2 separate regions of the Mus musculus genome follow, and region 2 is linked to region 1. The links are chromatin loops, found by intact Hi-C in ENCODE. Cell type or tissue: gastrocnemius. All regions are shown on one strand. Region 1 has its middle 14 kb from the start of 4930539M17Rik. Region 2 has its middle 47 kb from the start of 4930539M17Rik.

Region 1 (5,000 bases):
CTTATAGAGGCAATCTCTCAATTGAGATTCCCTTTTCCCAGATATATCTAGGTTCATGTCAAGCTGACAAAACTAGGGAGTACACTTTCAAAAAACCAAAACAATATAAAAGCAGAACAGACTGAAAGGGGACAAGAGCCTATATAATTCTGGCACTCCAGCTGCTGAGGCACAACAGCAGACATGTTCAATGTTAGCCTGGGCTACCCCAAAACACACACACACAGGCACACACACACACACAGGCACACACACACAGGCACACACACACAGGCACACACACAGGCACACACACACAGGCACACACACACACACAGGCACACAGGCACACACACAGGCACACACACACACAGGCACACAGACAGACACAGGCACACACACACACACAGGCACACACACACACACAGGCACACAGGCACACACACACACAGGCACACAGACAGACACAGGCACACACACACACACAGGCACACACACACACACAGGCACACACACACACACAGGCACACAGACAGACACAGGCACACACACACACACAGGCACACAGACACACACAGGCACACACACACAGGCACACACACACACAGACACACACAGGCACACACACACAGGCACACACACACAGGCACACACACACAGGCACACACACACAGGCACACAGACACACACAGGCACACAGGCACACACACACACATACTCACGCATATATGCACTCACATACACACACAGAAACAGTATAAAACTAATGGGTTTAGATTTTCTGTTGCATTTAGAATAAGAGGCACAGTTCTCCTGATGGTCCCAACATGGGCTCCTCAGGAAGTTGGGCTGTCTGCGAGGCACCCGCAGAGCTTCTGTACTCCGCCATTGCAGTGCATAGGTAATCAAAGCGGGTGGAGAGCAGCTTAGAGAACCAGATCAAACTTGCCCTGCTAGGCACTCAACCTTCTAAATTATGTCCTAATTGTATCTTTCCTTTGTGGTGCTGAGGACTGGACCCTGCAGGGCCTATAACATGCTACACTAATGCTGTTTGCTAAATTTCTTTACTGTGAAGTTAATTAATGAGTACTTTGTATTCACTGGTTAATAAGCAATGTGTGTTTGTAGGCAATATACTTTAAGACTTACTAACAGGTACACACTACCTCGTTTATTTATTTATTTATATGTGTTGCTGTGCTCTGAGTTTACCCAGAAGTTCTTTCTGTAATGATTATTAATGAAGGTAAATGCCTCTCTAGATGGCCCTTCATTGTTTGCATTCTTTGCTCTCCTGGCTCATCGTATTTTTGTCCCGTCCCTGTCCTGGAGGCAGCCACTCCTCCAGGAAGCATCCTGTGAAGGCCTTGAGAGATCAAGTTTGGGATGTGTGGCACATTCCTTGTGACCTCATGTCAGATTATATGGAGCCCACTAGAGAGGAGCCAGAATGGGAGTCTGCTTCACAGTGACATGTCAATCTTCATTTTCTGATGCTTCACTGCGACACGTCTTCTGTCAGCCTGTCACGGCCAGCTTCTAGCCTTCTCCACCCTGGACAGTGCCTCAGAGCTAGTATTAGTGGATCACAGTGGTCAGTTCCCACGTCCTCTGTTTTTCTTGGCATAGGCCAGGGCAGGAAGAGAACACAGGAGGATGCCACTGCTCCCCTCCCGTTCAACTCTCTCTCTCTCTCTCTCTCTCTCTCTCTCTCTTTCCCTCTCTCTCTCTCTCTCTCTCTCTCTCTCTCTCTCTCTCTCTCTCTCTTTCTCTCTCTCTCTCTCTCTCTCTCTCTCTCTCTCCCCCCCCCCTCTTTTGGTTTTTCGAGCATCGAGGTTTGCTGGCGACCCACCATCCCATGGCAGGCTCAGCTCTGAACAGGGTGCATCAGTGTAGAACCATGATTGACGAATGATGATGTGCATCCCTGGGAAGAGTGTGTGCTGGCAGCATCTCCTAACTAGTTTCCTTAGGATCACAGAGCGTGTAAGTCATGTGGAAGGCTGCCCTGCCTTCAAACAGCCTGCTTCTGCTGCTGTTAGGCAGTTCGGGTTGGGCTTGCCAGCTAGTAACTGTGACCATATTAATAGACAATCAGAGCTTCCTGTTATATTTTGGTCAAGAAGCCCCCCAAAATATTTACCAACTGTGGTTGCTTTTGAATGCACAGTTCAGAAGCATATGCTTGGTTTCTGAAATGCCATAAATTATTTATTTTTAATTTTTTTTTTGAGACAGAGTCTCACTATGTAGCCCGGGATAGCCTTGAATTCACAGATATCTACCTGCTTCTGCCCCCGCCCCCACCCCGCCCTGCCCCACCCCCACCTCTGCCTTCACATTGCTGGGACTAGGGGGTTTGTGCCACTGGTGATGCCCAGCTACTGTAGCTTCTTTAGAAGCAGGTGAAAGTGACTGTTTCATACTCTTAGAAAAATTCATTAAAATGTTTTATTGTTGGCATTATTTAACTTGTAACATATTTGAATATATGTGTGTTGTCTGCAAGTGTTGGGGAGATGGCTCAGAGGGTAGAGTCCTTACTGAGTGAGAAGAATAGAGTTTGTATCCCCAGTATCCATATAAACGTGAGTGGGTGGGGTGTAGTGTGCACCCGTAATTCCAGTGCTTGGCAGACAGAGGCAGGGAGGTCCTCCCTAGCTGTGGGCTAGAGTATCCTGTCAGTAAGCTCTGGGTTCAACTGGGAGACCCTGCTCCAATGACCAAAGTGTAGAGTAATGGAGCAACATTTCTGAGTGTCAACCTGAGGCCACCACATGCACACATCATGCACATGCGCCAACAAGCATCCACATACACACAGTACATATTCAAGTACAAACAAAAAAGGAAGAATATTTTGTGATTCTACCACTTGACGGAAGGAGAGAGCCAAATCCTGAAGAATGTCCTTTGTGCTCAACATTCTTACTGCAGCACGTGTGCGACTCGCTGCCATAGATGTTCACAGATATTCAAAGTTGATTGATTTCTGAGGCCCAGAACCTTGAGAGGCTGACAGGCTTGAAAGGAAGGCTCTCCTGCATGGTGTTAGCCTCCAGGCAGGAAGCATACCAGAGGAGAACTCCACAGGGAAGCCTTTGTTTTCTGCTGTTAAAAACAAAGTATGATGGGGCTTAGAAGAGGCTTTAAGAGGTCCTCTGGAGAAAAGAATCTATTTTCCATTACTATCAGCAAAACTGTTAAGAATAAGTCTACCAGAGCTGGAATTGGTTGACTGTGTTAACCTTGAGAGCATAGCAGAAAACATGGAAGGCTACTCCAGTGTAGATAGACATTACCAATGAGTTCAGGGACGCATCGTTGATGGCCTTGAGACTTATTGAGGGTCTAACCCCAGAAGAAATCCAGAACCTTTCAAGAGAAGAAATGCATATGCCTACCACCATAGAGGATTTTTGAAATAGCTTTTAAAAAGGTTTCTAAATCAGTGTCAATCAGATGCAGACATTGGAAGATACAGGAGCCAGGCATGGTGGTGCATGCCTTTAATGCCAGCACTCAGGAGACAGAGGCAGAGGCAGGCATATTTCTGAGTTTGAGGACAGCCTGGTCTACAAAGTGAGTTCCAGGACAGCCTGGGCTACACAGAGAAACCCTGTCTCAAAAAAAAAAAAAAAGAAAAGAAAAAAAAGAAAGACAGAAAGAGCCGGGCGTGGTGGTGCACGCCTTTAATCCCAGCACTTGGAAGGCAGAGGCAGGTGGATTTCTGAGTTTGAGGCCGGCCTGGTCTACAGAGTGAGTTCCAGGACAGCCAGGGCTACACAGAAAAACCCTGTCTCAAAAAATAAAAAAATAAAAGAAAAAAGAAAAGAAAGAAAGAAAGAAAGAAAGAAAGAAAGGAATAAAGAAAGAAAGAAGGAAAGATAGGAGAAATGGATAGTTGAGTTTGGGTTGTGGGAGCAAAGTTCTTACATGTAAACTTGAGAAATATGTCTTAACGCTTTCAAAATAGTATGTTTAGTAGTATTTCAGTGCATTGAGTGCTATATTAAACTTTTTTTTTTTGTTTTCTTAAATTTTTTTATTTACATTTCAAATGCTATCCCAAAAGTTCCCTATACCCTCCCCCCTGCCCTGCTCCCCTACCCTCCCACTCCCACTTCTTGGCCTGAAAGAAAATTAAAATTCAAAGTCCATGACTCATGCTTGCTAGTTAGGAGGGCTTTTTGGGCCTAGAACAAAGAACAAGGGCTGTTGCTGTTAAGTCATCCCAGGAACCAACTAGCCATAAAGATAGAGAAGACATACAAGAATGTCCAGACTGGCCTGGCACCTTCCTATCTCCCACCCTTCTGACATGGGTTAAATGTCAACCAGATGCTCTGCTGTTACCTCAATCTGCATATACAGTTTGCTGATGTTTAAACTGTCCAATTGTGTGAAGCCATGCCAATTCTTCCCCTACCCCCACTCTTTTCCTATATCCCTAACTTTTGAGCCTCATGTTCGCACCTCTGTCTCCTGCATAAGATACATGTCAGCCCCAAGCTCTGTCATTGAACTACCTCGTGTGTTTGCATCAAGATGGTCTCTTGTGATTCTTTGGGTGTGCGCTATCTCGTGATTCGGGTGGGGTTATCCCCACGGAGGTCTTTCAGGCCCTGGCGTTACCCTGTACTGGGGCATATAAAGTTTGCAAGACCTAGGGGCCTCTCTTCCCAATGATGGCTGACTAGGCTGTCTTCTGCTACATATGCAGCTAGAGACATGAGCTCTGGGGATATTGATTAGTTCATATTGTTGTTCCACCTATAGGGTTGCAGACCCCTTCAGTTCATTGGGTACTTTCTCTAGCTCCTCCATTAGGGGCCCCGTTTTCCATCCTATAGATGACTGTGAGCATCCACTTCTGTATTTGCCAGGCACTGACAGACAAGACACTATATCAGGGTCCCTTCAGCAAAATCTTGCTGGCATATGCAATAGTGTCTGGGTTTGGTGGCTGTTTATGAGATGAATCCTCAGGTGGGGTAGTCTCTGGATGGTCTATCCTT
Region 2 (5,000 bases), 60 kb before region 1:
TGTCTCCCTCCAGTTCTCTGAAAGCTGAAGCAGAGATAGATAGTCAGGTTAATCCCCTCTGGCACCCCGGCCGGGAAGGGGCTGGAATGCGACTTCAGCACATTCCGGTGGCCCCAGCCTGCTCAGTGAGGGCGTGTTTTATGGTCTGTTTTTGTACTCCTACATTTGCCACGAAGAAACGAGGATTAATTATTCACAAAGCCGAGATGAAACTTTCACTAAATACGTTCACACCTTGGAGGAAAGAGAAGTCCAGGAGCCAAGGTTAGGAATGGCTGCGTGTATATCATCTACCCTCACATAGTGGAGAAAAGAAAGGGCACAAAGGAAGGCCCTGCTGAGCGCTTTAAAAGGTACTTAATTATCTTCATCATTTTTCCAAGCCACAGATAGATATATAAGGGAAGATTAATTTAAAGCCTGATAGTTGTGTAGCCTGGAGGACCTTGCAGTTGCCATAAATTCCCTTCCCTTTCACAGCCCCTGTGCGAGAGAGACACGTACCTCTAAGAGATACTCGTCAGTCATTGGTGGTAATTATGAGAAAGACTGAGTCATTGGCCACTGGTAACTATCTGAAATATAACCAGAAGAAAAAGATCAACATTCGGGGGAAACCTGCTGTGACTACAGGGATCCTGGTTCCAGCCTCCAGTCTGAAGGACCTCACCGCTGCTCTTGAAAACTGACCTCCATTCAGGAACGTTTTAGCTGCTCAGCCAGCTAGCAGCCACTTTCCTTACTTAGTGGCGATAAGTCCAAACCCCTTATTCACACTTCTCTGTCGGTGGTGTCAGAGCAGTTAACCTTCCTCAGGAGACCACTGGGGCAGAACGCCTCTGCCTCCGAGGGAGTCAGAGCCCAGGCAACACCTCACTAAGCCTGACCCTAAGGCCAGGCCCTCACAGACTCTCCCTGGAAACTGTTTCCCCTGCCTTCTCACCTCCTGTCACATGAAACTCCACACATTCTGACCCCATGAGAACCCAGACCTTGAGCTTCCCAGCCTGCAGGAAATAGACTCTTCGACTTTAGATTGTCCCCAACCCCGAGGCCTGCTTCCTCTCTCCTTCCTGCCAGGGCCTCTCCCTTCTGACTGTCATTGATGCTCTCTGGGCCCACTTGGCTTCTGGCAGTGTCTTCTTGACCAGTCATTTGGCCTCACCTCTGTCCGCACAGAGACCAGAGCATCTCTGAGGCCTTCACTACTTGGCTTTACATCTTCAAGAAGGCTTCTTTGCTGCCCCATGGTGCCAAACATCCAAGGCCTGCTGAATTCTAACACCCTGATCTTTTCCCCGGGCTCCAGTGAAGGACTCTGTGGTGGCCTCTCTACTCAGTCATGGTAGAACACACACCATTTCCTGCACAGGTCACCTTCCTTTCCGTCACTGAACCCGTTTGTTTCCAGGGCCCTGTGCAGTAGCGATGGCCTCTGAGCTTGTCTCCCTTCCTTGAGGTGCTTAGTCCTCCTCCCATAAGCCCTAAGCACAGTTCCCACCTTAAATTATCATACAGTGACTGAAAGCCAAGACAGCAGGCAATTTATCTCCCTCCTCTTTGGATATGATGCACAACAAAGCATCCTGAAAAGATTGAGTTTTAGTATAGGCAGGCTGAGTCTTTATTGACTGAGTAACCTTGAAATTAACCTTTCTGGGCCCTCTTTACACTAACATGGGCTTATTAAGTGGTACTAGCATTAAATATTTTTTCTAAGAAATAAATTATTTAAGTTCCTTAAACAATAGTCATTTGAGGGGGAGCACTTGTTTGTGAATGGACAAGGCCCTGGATCAATCCCTAACACACACACACACACACACACACACACACACACACACACAGGTTGGGATTTTTGTTCTGGGATGTTTTTGTGGATTTCTTCCATGTGTCGATAGCATGATTTTATAAATAAGTGTTTGGCTAGGACAGCAAGGCACTGGGATTTAGGAATGTGCAGGATCCAGCTTAGGAGCCCTTCCTGTTCACAGTGAGGCTGTGGGCCTAGCATCTGAGTGGCTGACTGCACCGATGTTTCCACGGACTCAAGTTCTATTCTTCCTTAGAGGCTTCCAGTACCTCTCAGGACTTTTGAATGTCAGCTAGAATCTGCTCTGAGGAAACAAAGTAATGTCACCTTTATGTTTGTACTGCATTTCTTCTGGATTACTTTGAACATAAAGGTGACCCAGGCATGGCAGCTCACACATGGAATAGCACTGCTTTGGCAGCAGAGGCAGGAGAATACCCACCAGTTCCAGGCCAGCTGTGAGAACCTGTCTCAAAAACAGAAAAGCATAAAACTTAGTGAAGGGGCACAGACATGAGGGGGACAGAGCCAGGAGGATCGGAAGTTTAAGGTCATCCTCAGCTACGTCGCAAGTTCAAAGCCCACTTGAATCTTAGAGGGAGGGGGAGGGGGAGGAGAGAGGGAGGAAGAGGGAAAAGAAATGAAGAAGGGAAGATTAAGAGAGGCCAAGGCTGTCACTCGATTGGTAGAGTGTTGCCTGGTGTTCACTAAGCTGTGCCCCTTACCCCAGTTCTCACATAAACATGGTATAGTGACTCTCGCAGAGTCTGTCGCCAGGGAGGTGGAAATGGTGACTTTGAAGACATGGAGAATTTTCTTCATGGTCAGGATTGCTAACAACAACTGCCAGACATGAGAACTGTGTTTGCAACTCAAGGAAGTGAGGTCAGAGGATTGCGGCAACTTGGAAACTAGCCTGAACGGGACTTTGAAGAGAATTCCAGGCCATCCAGGGGTATACTGTGAAGCATGGTCTCAAAGGAACAAATGGCGCTAAAAACGCAGAGCCTTTGGGCGCCATGCCAGAACTCAGTTAATCTGAGGTGTAGTCCAGAGATCCACCGTTTCATTCACAGAGTTTGGTGTAGGCCTGCGCACTATGCATTTAGGTTGCAAATAACTGAGACCCACAAATGCAATACAGGTTCCTCTGATATTCAATTTGTCTTTTATAGTTCTAACAAAGCACATTCAAAGAGACACAAATTCTCTTCCCTTGACTGTTTTCTAAAGACTTAGCTAATACTAGAAGACAACCATGTTAATGAAATGAAATTCCAACTCACAGCAGGGAGTTTAGCCGCCTTTTCCCTGGCAGAGCATTGCTCCGGTGTGAGGCACTTCAGGAAGAGCCTTCGCGGTCTGTGCAGACGGAGGCATGGCTGTGATGTCATCTTATGCCGTCAAATCACATTGAGTTATTAGAAATAAAACCAAAAATTATAAACGCTAGAGAAAGCCGGGTCAGGAGGCCCCAGGGGATTCAGGAATTACCCAGGGTGTGGCAGTGAGGTGGAGATCATTTTAACTGTCCCTCAAGAAGTACTACACGCGGGCTGGGGAAGGTCTACATGGGAAGCACTGTGAACGCCTATGTTTGAGTCCCCAGAACCCACAGAAAATCAAGGCATGCTCGAGCACACCGTGACCCCGTCTCCAGGGAGGTAGAGACTCCTGTTTGCTGTCACCCAGAAGGGGCAAATTCCAGGTTCAGTGAGAGACCCTGCCCCCCCCCCCAAAATAAGGAAGAGCATAGTAGAGGAAGACACCAGAAGTTGGTCTCAAGCTTCCACATGCACGAACGAGCACAGGTGAGCACATCCAAGCACACACAGCCACACATACAGCGGGTACACACAAACACTACACTGTTTGTGGCATGAAGAAAACTGTGATCGAGGCATTTGCAGGAAAATGAATGGGACTAGAAATTATTATGCTAAACAAAGTAATCCAGACAAATGCCACATGTTTTCAGACAGACCCTAGGTTTTAATTCCTATATATCGTGTACATGTGTGTGGAGGGGGTGTGGGCATTGGTCATGAAACTAGAAAGGACCAAGAGAGGAAAAAAAGAAGCCTTAAGTGAGGAAAGGAGGGGGAAAGAGTGTAATGGACTCTCTGTGACCTGGAAAGACACAGGGGAAACCGGGATTGGGGGGGGTAGACCAGCAGGAGGTGAGGGGACAGCAGGAGGTGGGGGGACAGCAGGAGGTGGGGAGCGAAGTCCAGGGCTTTGCATGCTTATAACAAAACAAATGAAAACAAAAACTGAGCTTGGTGATTGACACCTGTAAATCTAGCTGTCAGGAGGCGAGGGCAGGAGAATCCAAAGTTCCAGGCCAACTGGAGCCATAGAACAAAAAGCACAGACACACAAAATTGGCATAAAGATGCATACCTATAACTCAGTCTATGGGGTGTGGAGGAAGGAGGAGGATGTTAGGCTACTCAGGAAATCCAGGCCTCCAGAACTACATAGTAATAGTAATAATACCCTGTCTCAAAAATTCAAAACACATATGCACACTCAGGTGTATGTGTACACACAGATAGATACACCGAGAGTGAGTACTAGCCAGGCATGGTAGTATACCTGTCATCACAGAACCCAAGAGACAGAGTCAGAAGGATCACTAGTTTAAGGCTAGCCTCAGCTACATTTAAAAATTTGATGATAGACAGGGCTCTATGAGCCTCAAAAAACAAAAAAGTCCCTTTGCCATTATCCACTCTCCTTCCCCAGAGAGTATGTTATTTTCTACTATACAGTAAACTACACAGGAAACCCTGCCAATCTTCTAGACCAATACCAAACCACAAAAACCTTTAGGGTCTAGGGATGTAGGCAACTCAAAGATGGCACTTGTCTTGCATGTCTTCCAGCTCCCTCCCGGTACTGCAAAGACAGCTGACTAACAATGAATGACTGTGGTCTGTGAATGACTGTGGATGGTCTGGCTCCGAAACAGAGGCATCTCATACGAAGGTGCCCTCAATGCAAAGATCTATGTTATCAAATGCTCCTGAAGCATGGACTGGGGAGACAAGAGACAGAGACACGGGCCTGCGTGACAGACCTGCGTGGCCAAACTTGAGGCAGGATTTGTGACACGAGCAGTTACCTGGAGATAGAGAAGCCAATTAGGAACAATTATAACAGTTCAAGGTCGGACAGGCAAGCA

Evidence for each region. A loop is a pair of places that touch in the nucleus more often than their neighbours do. Peaks named below come from ENCODE experiments on the same cell type or tissue, not always from the same donor. Only the 100,000 strongest peaks of a DNase experiment are listed, where the experiment ranks them.
Region 2: a loop joins it to region 1, with 12 times the contacts of the local background. A loop is called at or near these places in 2 of 42 quality-filtered maps.

The regions. Positions count from the first base shown.
Region 1 is chr3:9,045,608-9,050,607 of GRCm38, reverse strand. No RefSeq gene overlaps it. Among named protein-coding and RNA genes, the nearest start is that of 4930539M17Rik, 14 kb to the left of the region's middle. In gastrocnemius, no CTCF peak of the experiment used is centred here; a DNase peak (open chromatin) is centred at 1,979.
Region 2 is chr3:9,106,051-9,111,050 of GRCm38, reverse strand. No RefSeq gene overlaps it. Among named protein-coding and RNA genes, the nearest start is that of 4930539M17Rik, 47 kb to the right of the region's middle. In gastrocnemius, no CTCF peak of the experiment used is centred here; a DNase peak (open chromatin) is centred at 2,819.